2 separate regions of the Homo sapiens genome follow, and region 2 is linked to region 1. The links are chromatin contacts, found by Hi-C or POLR2A ChIA-PET in ENCODE. All regions are on one chromosome and are shown on one strand. The core of a region is the stretch at or near the end of the contact, and the rest is flanking DNA. Distances in the headings are between cores, read along the strand shown. Region 1 has its middle 100 kb from the start of FRY-AS1. Region 2 overlaps FRY (FRY microtubule binding protein).

Region 1 (5,279 bases), core at 1,794-4,293:
CCGAGTAGCTGGGATTACAGGTGCAAACCGCCACACCCGGTTAATTTTTGTATTTTTAGTAAGATGGGGTTTCACCACGTTGGCCAGGCTGGTCTCAAACTCCTTGCCTCGGTTGATCTGCCCGCCTTGGCCTCCCAAAGTGCTGGGATTACAGGCATGAGCCACCACTCTCAGCCAACCCATCATCTTCAAATAGCAGATTTGTGAACATCCAAGTCTCAGAGGTGTACCCAGGTGAGAAACATCTATAAAATTCTGCAAACAACTGTCCTGTCTTGGAGACTGACCATGCGAGGAAGCATGTCGAAGGCTCTTGAATTTTGCAGCAAAGAAGCAACCCTGTTTACCTTTGTTTGTTCAACCATCATTTTCCAAACTTAGTTGAATATAGAACTTTCTTTCCCCTTTTGTCTACATAATAACTATTAGTATTCTTTAGCCTTCATGTTCTGCAGAACACACTTTGGGAAGTTCTACTTTAACACAAAACTGTTTCCCTAATGGCCATGTGAGCCTTGTGGTAGGCCATGAGAGGAGAAACTAGAACAAGCTTTATGATGCGCCTTAAATTCCTGCACATCACGCTCCGTGGGCCCCCTTTCCCTGCACATAGAATAGGTCTTCATGCTACGTAACCAACGCATATGGACCACTTTTATATGCTAAAGAAGGTGGGCTAATCTCAAATAACTTATATGAGACTCAGGAGTCTGATATAAGCTAAATGAATTGTCTTTATAATTGCAATTTATACAGGCAAATAAAGAAATAAATTTTCACTCTTCTGGCATATGCCAACTGTTGGAAGAGGGCAAATGAAGTCAAAATATAGTTTACATTTTTCTACAGGTTGTCCTCAAACTAGACAGAAAACAACCAAAAGTTAACAATGTTCTCACTAAATCAGTAATTACTGTGTTCTACACAAACCTGTATTTTTCGGGTTGTTGAACAAGTTTCTCCACAAAGGATCAACTATCACACCACCTTGATGAAATGCTATCCTATTAGGGAGGTCAGTTTTTTCCATGATTGCTTATGGTTTTATTTTGGTCTTTATGAAGATGAGGTTTGACTAGCAATTTGATAAAACTATTTTTGTGGCTTTCCATTTTCCACAATAATTCCTCTAAAATTCTCAAAAGAATACCTCAGCTTAAGCTTCCATGTCTTTGCTTTCATCCGACCTTTATTTTCTACCTAGTAGTTATTGGAAAGGCCAGGTATTTAACTGTGGTTTATCTAAACTCCCTTTTCTAAGTCAAGATATAGTTCTTAAGAAGTTTATGGTAACACGACACTTAAAAGTTCTGTTAAATTTAAGAACTTTGGAAAAACTAGCATGGAATTCTCCATGTAATTCATACTTGAAACAAAAATATAATATTTACCAACTGTGACAAATGTTTCTTCTTCTGCCATTCCAGGATAGGAATCATAACAAAATTATTTAAATCACTTAATAAGGGAGTTCCATGTATTATTTGGAGGGTAACACACATACACACACATACACACACATCACACTATACAGATATACATATGAAGCTTCTTTTCTCTAGAAAATATCTACAATATGCTGGGAGTGGTGGCTCATGCCTGTAATCCCAACACTTTCGGAGGCCAAGATGGGAGAATAGAATAGCTTGAGTCCAGGAGTTTGAGACCAGCCTGGACAAGATGGTAAGACCCCGTTTCTACAAATAAAAAATCAGCCAGGCATCGCAGTGCATGCCTGTGGTTCCAGCTGCCCAGGAGGCTGAGGTAGGAGGATCCGTTGAGCACCACTGGTCGAGGCTTCAGTGAGCTATGATCGCGCCACTGTACTCCAGCCTGGGCAACAGAGTGAGACCCTGTCTCAAAATAAATACATAAATTGGAAAATCTCTACAATTTAACTTCTACTTTAAAATATCAAAAAGACTTTAGTGAATGCCCAGCTCTAAAAAGAAGCAATATACTGTACAGTTTCGTACTTCCTAGGGGGAAGAAAACAGCTGGGCAAACACACTAACAACGCTGTTAGAGTTGTGGGGCAGGGGTATATTAAAGTGACTTCATTAGATACCAGAAGATACAAGGGGCGCTGACTTCTTGTGAACATTCTTTCTTTCCTCAGACCAAACAAGTCAGTCATCTGAATCTTTTTTTTTTCATATCCTGTAGCTGTCAAACACTCTTCCTTGACATGAATCCAAAGCTGTAATTTTCTACATGAACCACTCGTTTTTCGGAGGAGGTGTGTGATTTTTGGTTTATGTTTTGTCTACATTCCTTGCAAACGCCCCTTCTGATGCAATGTTTCACAAAATACTTATTATACTGATCCCTAGTGGAGGAGGGAACAGTACACACACACACACACATAAACACACATACATACACGTGTGTGTATATCTATATCTATATCCATGTCTAAGCAGCTTTGGATTTTTAAACAGGTATTGTTAATTGATGGATAAATTTAATCAACCTCTGGGTCTCCATTCACAAGTACTGGCTGTGAGTTCCTCAAATATATATATAATTCTCAAATCTACTTTACTGCCTCAAATTTGGGCTCCTACATCCAACTCCCTGACATTTCCATCTGGATACTCAGGATCATCCAAAACTCAACATAACCAGGATTGAAATCATCATGATCTCTAAACTGCTCCCTGTCCTGCATTTTCGTGGCCAAACAAGTTTCTAACTTGGGAAATCCTTCTAAATTTCTCCCTCTCATCACCACTATACGCAATTACTGCTAACTAGGTGCTGCCAATTTTACCTCCTAGAATTCAGGACTTCCTCTATTCCTACCACCCTTGTCCTAATGCAGGTCTCCAATAACCTTGCCAGGATTCTGCAACAGCTTCCTCTCTGCCTCTAGTGCTCTCCCTCCCAAATATATCCTAAATTTGGTGCCAAATGGCTCCATCTAAAAGGCAAGTGGTGAGTTCATGCTCCAGTTTAAATTGTTTCTAAGGCTCCCTATGGGCTACAGGTACAAATGCAATGTTAGCTCTATTTCCATATCTTGGTATGACTAAGCATTTCCTCTGTGACTGCCAGTTTACCTTTTTACAGTCATCTCTGTTCAGCAACTCAATTGCATGCAGTTAATACCCAAACACTGCCCACCCCCAGTTGTTTCTCAGTCTGTGCCTGAGTTCACGTTGCCACCTCCTCCTGGAATCCTTTGCTAACACTCTGCTCACTCCTTAATTCCCTTCCCTCACTTTCTGCACTGCATAATCCCCTCCCAATTTCTCAAGCTCCATTAAGAAACCATTTTGGCTCTCTGCAGCTGAGTCCGTTGCCATTCTGTGCTCCTACCTCACTCTATACAACTATCTGCCACTATTTTTTAATTATCTGCTTCCATGTCAGTCTCCCTTGCTGGGATGTAACTCTTTTCTTCTTCATCTTTGTATATGTAGTGCCTGGCATACAATAAATGCTCAGTAAATGTCTGTTAGACTGTGGAACTGGAGCCACATCCTCCTGAGTTGCTGGGGCTGCCTATGCCTTGCCAGGTGCATGTGCATTCTTGCAGAAGGCACCCAGGGCTAAGAGTAAGCTGGATACAAGGAGAATTGTGTCTTCTGACCCCTCGCAAGCTCTAAAAACAATCTGGGACTTTAGAAGTTATATTTTCATGCACTTAACCAAACACAAATACCTAACTAGTTGATATCAGCAGAAGAAAGGAAGTTTAGAGAAAGAAAAATAGTAAGAGTTCAGGACCAAATGAAATATTCAGGTAAAAGGCTGATATGGAAAGATAAGGCTGGAATACTTGACCCTAACCTTGTAAGGCTGATTTTCATGATGCACAAATGGCTTGTGACTCTCAACAACTGCTTTGGTTATCTTTCAAAATGAGAGAGTGCAAAAACAAAATAATGAAGAAGTAATTGTTCTTCTTGTTAATTATACAAAAAAGGGGAAGAAAGGGAAGCAGATTCCAGTACCATTTCATTCAACTGACATTTCTAGAGTCTAGATGATAAAAATAGATTTGGACAATGACAACAGGCCCATTCCAAGGCAAAAGGCAGGATTGAGGAAGGGACAGGCTTTAATTACAGCAAGAGGAAGAGGGCAAGCAGGCAGGTGGAATTGTGGGAGCCAAGGCTCTACTGTGTGCCACAGTGAATTGTGCCTCCCTGTGAACCCCATTTCCCTTCTATGAGCGCTTGCCCCTAACACACAACCAGGGCACATGGAAGTACAAGCAGGATATCCACTAAGGCTGGGCAGTTGCTACTGGGCTCTTTCATGTATCAGAAATATAACTCCAAGGTTGGGAGGTAGGAATAAAAAACTGGGCAGAGTTTCTGAGCTCTAGGAATTTATAATTGAATGAACAAAGGACAATAATGCTATCTGGCCAAATTAATTGTCTGGCTACCATAAAGAACAGACAGAGAATACCTTGACTAAGAAATGGGTGGGGGATGGAAAGGAAGAGAGATGAAATTTCTACCATGTGTTTCATGAATAGTTTAAATAGAGAAATGAATATAAGTAAAAAATTAGTGAACATAATTTGTGCCAACAAGTGATTCCTTGTTTGTACTGAATTTCGTAAATGCAGCTGACTGTACTGTCTGCTCTCAAGTTCAAAGGGTTATTTATGTGCCATTCTGCAGGCAGGATAAAATGCAATACTTTAGAAGCCAAATTAAGAACATTTACTTAAGATTATGTACTACTTATATAGCTTCTAAAACGCTACAAAATTTAAAAGCTATAGAAAATTAAAATAAAGCTATAAAATGTACATCAGTTTTCAGGAGGAAAAGAGTAGAAATGAATATACCCAGACTTTGTAAGATAAATTGCTGGGTGCCGATGTGTTTTAGCATCATTTTTGTCTAATCAGTAACAAATCAATTTATGGTATGACTAGAAGGAAGAACTGAAAAGCAGCTGCATTTTTACATGGGAGTCAGCCCTGTGAGGAAGAAACAGCCCAGGGAGTCCCTATTGCTGGAATCCCACAATAGGTTAGTCAGATGCCTCAGAGTTGTTTTTAAGATTAAATAAGATATCCTGCAGAAAGTGCAGCTCAAATTGCCTTGGGACTTAATACTTGTTAAGTAAAAGCAATTTCTTATTCCCTACCCTTTTACTTTCTAATAGTAAATCAAACTACACAGAATAGCCCTGGAACAAAAAATTCACTATGTATGGTGAGTCAAGGAATGGCTACTTTTTAAAGGTCTTATAGAGTTGTTATTTGGCCTCTCAAAGAATGTCTATGTAATACTGTGATAAAAATGAAAATT
Region 2 (5,279 bases), core at 972-3,471, 230 kb before region 1:
TCTTCTGAATCTCTAGCATGCCGGCCTTCAGACAAGAATGGCAGCACTGGCTCTCCTGCATCTCCAGCTTGCTGGCCCCCCATGAAGGTTTTGGACCTGCCAGTCTCCATAACTACATGAGCCAATTCCTTACAATAAATCTCTTTCTCTCTATATACATCTTATTGTTTCTGTTTCTCTCTGGAGAACTCTAATACAAACTGCAATATATAGATACATAAAGCCTGAGCCACTCTGGTTAAAGCTGGGGTAAAAGGCCTGAAGCCCACCCATCTGGGGAGAAAACACTCCTTCACTCGCCAAGCAGCTGAGTCATCTCTGCAGTCCATGGTTTGAAAACACTAGTTTATGAAAAGCACTTGAAGTCATTTCCCCATCTTATGTTTATTATTCTAATTTACTATATTTATACCTGTCTATGGACCTGAAGGTCTTAGAAAATAAGCTTCCACAGATAACAAGCCACCGTTTTTAGGACAGGTAATAGTTTAGTAACCAGGAATTGCAGACACTACATAAATGTTAACTGATAGTAATGACAGTGTTCATAATTTTGTGTCTCCCACAAAATTCATATGTTTAAGTCCTAACTCCCAGTACCTCAGAATGTGACCTTATTTGGAAATGAGGTCATTGCAGATGTAATTAGCTAAATTAAGGAGAGGTTGTGGGCCCCTAATCCAATATGACTGGTGTCCTTATAAGAAGGGCACTTTTGTAGACAGACAACACACGTGGATAATGCCATATGAAGATAAAGGCAGACATCAGGGTGATGCTTCTACAAGCCAAGGGATGCCAGAGTGCCAGCAAACTACCAGAAGCCATGTGAGAGGCTTGGAGCAGATTCTCTCTCATAGTCTTGAGCAGGACACAACCCTGCTGACACCTTGATCTTGGACCTCTAGCCTCCAGAAGTGTGAGAGAATAAATTTTTGGTGTTTAGGCCACTCATTTTGTGACACTTTGTTACAGCAGCCCTAGCAAACCAATATAATCATGAAACCAGACAAGCACCAAGGACGAAAGCCATGTCATGGTCTATTTTCATGAAGCCTTTAAGTAAGGGCCAATACTTTCAGCTTTCCAAATGAGATTGATTCTACTCGTCATCTAACTTTGCTCTCACGCACAATTTGCAATCTAGAATCTGTTTTAACTTCAAACCCACAATGCAGGATCATTTTCAGGACTCTTGGAGCCCCAGGGCAGTGTAGTCCTTGCTATTCTTGGTGGCCATGTCTCTTAAAATGACAGTGTTTACATGCTCTACCACTGAAAGGCTCAAAAATATTCCTGGAGGAAGAAGACCAGGGAGGGGAAAGGGCTTCTGGGATAGAAGGCTCAGCTGGTTATAAAAGTGGAATGTTTGTAGAAGAAAAAGGCCCAGCTGCCACAGAACTGAGACTGAATGGAAATCACCTATCAAGACGAGTCTGTGGGTAGTAGGTGAGGGGTAAGGGGAAGAAGCTGTGAAGAGGACAAAGCTCCCTCCCTGTGTCTGTCCCTCGAAGCATATAAGCAGAGGGCTGCCTGTCAGATACAGTTGCCATCTCTTCCACTCAGTTCTTCCTCATTTTTACTTTTGTTAGATTTTGACCAGATAATCAAGATCTTGTGAAACACATGGGATTTTACATTATAAAGCGGGAAAAAAATAGCTATCTAAAAGGGAAAGGAAGCCTTGGAGTTAAATGAGAAAGATGTCCAGCCATTCTGACTACTCAGGAAAGTAGCGTAGAGCTGGCCTACAGATTTACAAATCCTATTAGATCTCCTTCTCTAGCAAGGATGAGGGTGGGGGACAGCAGTTCCCCCAGCTGGGCCATCTTCATAGAGAAACTAGACCAGGAAAGAAAGAACAGGTCTCAGCTGCAAATTAAACAGACGCAGTTATAATTTTAAAAACTGTCCTTTGAGAGAGTTTGGTGGCAACAATTAAGAGGGAACAGAAAGACTTTAAGAGAAAGCAACTTGAGAAGATGTCTGGCTAGCTTGGGGAACTAAGGCTAAATTTCTGAAAAGCTGATTTGGCTCTCAGAAGCCTAAAATAAAAGAAACCAGTGTTGCCAATACCAGTTGCAGCTGCCCCTCCCAGGCAGCTGGGATCAGGAGCACTAAGCAGGCCTGGCATGATTCTCACTGCTCACGTCAGAAAGCGAATGCATAGCTGTATTCTGCACAGGCCACGTGTGCCACTGCCAATGGTCCTGGGCCCTGTCTGCGGTGATGGAGAACAAGTGAGTGGTGTGATCACAAGGGCACGTGCTGCTCAGACAAGGGTGCTACTGAACAAGTCAGGACATGTCATAAAATGAGGAAATAGAACTTGGACAAAGCTGCCTTCTTTGTTGGTCAGATCAGAAATATGACTTTTAATGGAAAACACTTGTGTAAGGTAAGCTTCAGATTCTGATGGAATCAGCTTAGTAGCTTTTAATAATGTTCTTGTACAGAGATACATGAAAGAAAAGGGGTGATTTCAAATTCACAAACCATATCCAGAAGAAAAGATAAATTAGGAGAAACATCCTCCTTTGAACTAGGCAAGATAAGCAAAAGCTTATTAGAAAGAAGTGCCCCACAATGTCAACAAGGGCCGTGGAGGAAGAAACACTGAAAGTGAAGCCCAGCAGACAAGGATTTCCAAAAGAAGGAGCTTGAGAGAGGTGGACTGTTCACCACCAGGGTAGTTCACCAGAAGGGGTGGAAATTTCTCCTTGGAGGCTATTAAAGAATGAACCCCCATCTATCTACAGTGGTTCGAACTATATCTCAATTAAAATACAGAAATATGACTAAGTGAATTATTGAGGCAATATATACAATTGAGACAAGTTCTCTTTCAGCTACTCCAAACAACTAACCACTTTCCACAACACAGGCATATGTGGAAAAGGGAAAGCAGAATAAATGTTTAATGATTTTTAGATACCCTAGAAGACTGTGGAATCTGTGTATGCATTATCTTAGAAGTTTCTACAAATAATAAGGAAACACCACATAAAACGTGTTTATTATTTTGCATAAAACCAATGACATTTGGAAAATTCTATAAATTTGGGCAATCAGATTTACCCTTCTGAAATTCAATGTCCTTATCTAAAAATAAGAATGAACATGTGCCCAGCTTACCTAACATAATGTATATGAAATGCATTGTATAGCACGGTGTATGTTCTTTGAATGTGAAGATATCTAAAAATAATAAACTAACATTTGCTGAGAGCTTTGAAAGAGGAGGGTGAATACTCAACAGCAAGCCCTTGGTGCATGCAAAGCACTGCAGGAAGTGACAAGGAAAGGAGCCTGTGGACTCCTAGTGAAAGCTCCCTCTTGTGGTCAAATGACAGAGCAGGAACTATCTAGGAGAGGAGAACGAGAGAAAAAGATGGCGGCTGCCAAGGGGAGACAGCTGCCCTTTCTATCTGGAGAATCCTCAGGGATCCAGACAGCTGAGCAGGCCAGGCTCTGCAGAGAATGGGAAGGAAGCACCCCCATGGATCTCACCACAATGTCAGGAGGGCCTGTGAAGCTTCCATGGAGCCACATGGAAAGGTTCTCACACTTGGCCATATTATGAGCTGGCTGAGCAATACATGTAAAGTCAAAAATCTAGTAGCTTGAAGAAGGCAGTTTTCCAGCTTCGTTGTATACACTGTTGTCATGTGCAACATACTAATATGTGTCTGAGGTGTAAGTGTCTGTGGTATTCAGCCATTACTCAAAGTGCAGGAAGGGCCTGGGAGCAGCTGTGTGGGACACACAGTTGAAACTCCTTACAGGGAACTGAGCTGGGAGGGATGGACAACCTGCATGAACACTGCCCTTATTTTACCAATTATGAAAAAAAACAAGGTTTTAAATAAAAAGTGTACCACGGATGAGACTGTGAAGTGTCAGAAATAACAGGTCTCACTCCTCTCTGACTAGACCATATATTATCTCAGGTCAATTGAATCCGAAGGCAACTGGACTGTGGGGGTATAAAGTAACTGAAGACTTCTTGTGTGGCACTTGAAACCCACATTTATTGCTATTGAATTACTTCACTTTTGTCCTCTGACCCTCTCAAGGAGATCTGAAGAGGGTCATTTTCTCACAGGTTAATAGGACTCTATGTGCAGGTCGCTTACTCTAGTTATCCTTCCCCCTGAGGAGAACAGCCTCTGGCTTCTTTTGAAGCTTATTAAAAAGGTCCCTTCATGGGTTTCCCATATAAGTCCAGTCATTTCCTTGATTTCTCCCTAAGACTTAGACTCTCAGGAATATTTATTTGTTCTGTTCCCTCAGAAAAAAAAGAAAAAAGAAAAAACAAAAAACAGCATCCATTGCTTTGGGCTTGGTAAGAATGTAACTTATAATAAACAGGACGCACTATAAATAGCACTAGCATTCCAACCACATCTGACAGAATTCCCTCCCAACACGCCTGGCACCATGGTCTGGGGGTTTGGGCGTCACTGGATTGGGCTGTCAAGGTGATTCCAGAGGTAGGAGCCTCCCACTCAGACTTATAGCAAAATAGCATTAGAGACTTTACCAGAAAGAGAACACTGCATGCCATTCAAAAAACTTGGTACTTCAAAGGCCTCAGTGTATATAATCACCAATTAGACTTCTATTGAATAAAGTGAACTTTCCTTCTACTTCAATTTAACTGAAAACTTTTTCCCTGCAGACGCCTCCTCTCTCTAACCACATGTCTTGTCATCTAGCCCTCGCAACAGTCCTGAGGTAGGCAGTCTCATTCCAATTTCACCAAAATTTTACCATGGGAAAAGGATAGGCTTGAGGGTTAAATAATTTGTCCGGATCATGCAGGTAGTAAAATGGCAAAGGAATGAAGGAAATGAAGTTCAGGCTTTTAGAGGATTGTTTTCTTCCCATTCTCGTGTCCTGCTTCCTCCATGTCTGTTAGATGGTGGCCGTCTTTGTCCAGACAGTCATGAGGCCTTGGAGAGGGGCTTTTCGCTCAGCCACCTGTGCTCTGGGGAAATACACGTCTCCTGGTCATGCCACCCTCTCCAATGCTGTCCACAGCAAACTGACAGGCTCTCCTTTATGTTTTCAGTAGCTCTAGCCCTTGTCTCACAGCTTTTCTTTATTCTCAGTCTCTGCCCTCATCCCGGGTGACTCAATATTAGCATGGATGACCCTTACAGTCTTAGTCTCTCTTTCCCTCAGCTTCCCCCAGCCCCTAAATCATCGTGTTCATTATTCTTTGGAAACCCACTCTTTGTTCCTCCACAGGTCTTCCCCTTGCCCTGAACTGGAAA

Evidence for each region. A loop is a pair of places that touch in the nucleus more often than their neighbours do. ChIA-PET counts read pairs that join two places held with the same protein, here RNA polymerase II (POLR2A). Pooled maps may share reads with other maps.
Region 2: a pooled map shows a loop between it and region 1 (2.0-fold over the local background). The contact joins two enhancer-like sites. A Hi-C loop is called at or near these places in 2 of 50 pooled maps. POLR2A ChIA-PET finds 5 or more read pairs at or near these places in 2 of 52 experiments (HepG2 and activated CD4-positive, alpha-beta memory T cell).

The regions. Positions count from the first base shown.
Region 1 is chr13:31,928,880-31,934,158 of GRCh38, reverse strand. It overlaps the pseudogene EEF1DP3. Among named protein-coding and RNA genes, the nearest start is that of FRY-AS1, 100 kb to the left of the region's middle. Within about 2 kb of position 3,043, at least 2 of the 41 ENCODE cell types and tissues checked have a DNase peak (open chromatin) inside an H3K27ac peak, as active enhancers do.
Region 2 is chr13:32,162,918-32,168,196 of GRCh38, reverse strand. The region is part of intron 17 of FRY (FRY microtubule binding protein); the gene reads right to left. Among named protein-coding and RNA genes, the nearest start is that of FRY, 130 kb to the right of the region's middle. RefSeq lists an enhancer at 1,739-2,938. Within about 2 kb of position 2,221, at least 5 of the 41 ENCODE cell types and tissues checked have a DNase peak (open chromatin) inside an H3K27ac peak, as active enhancers do.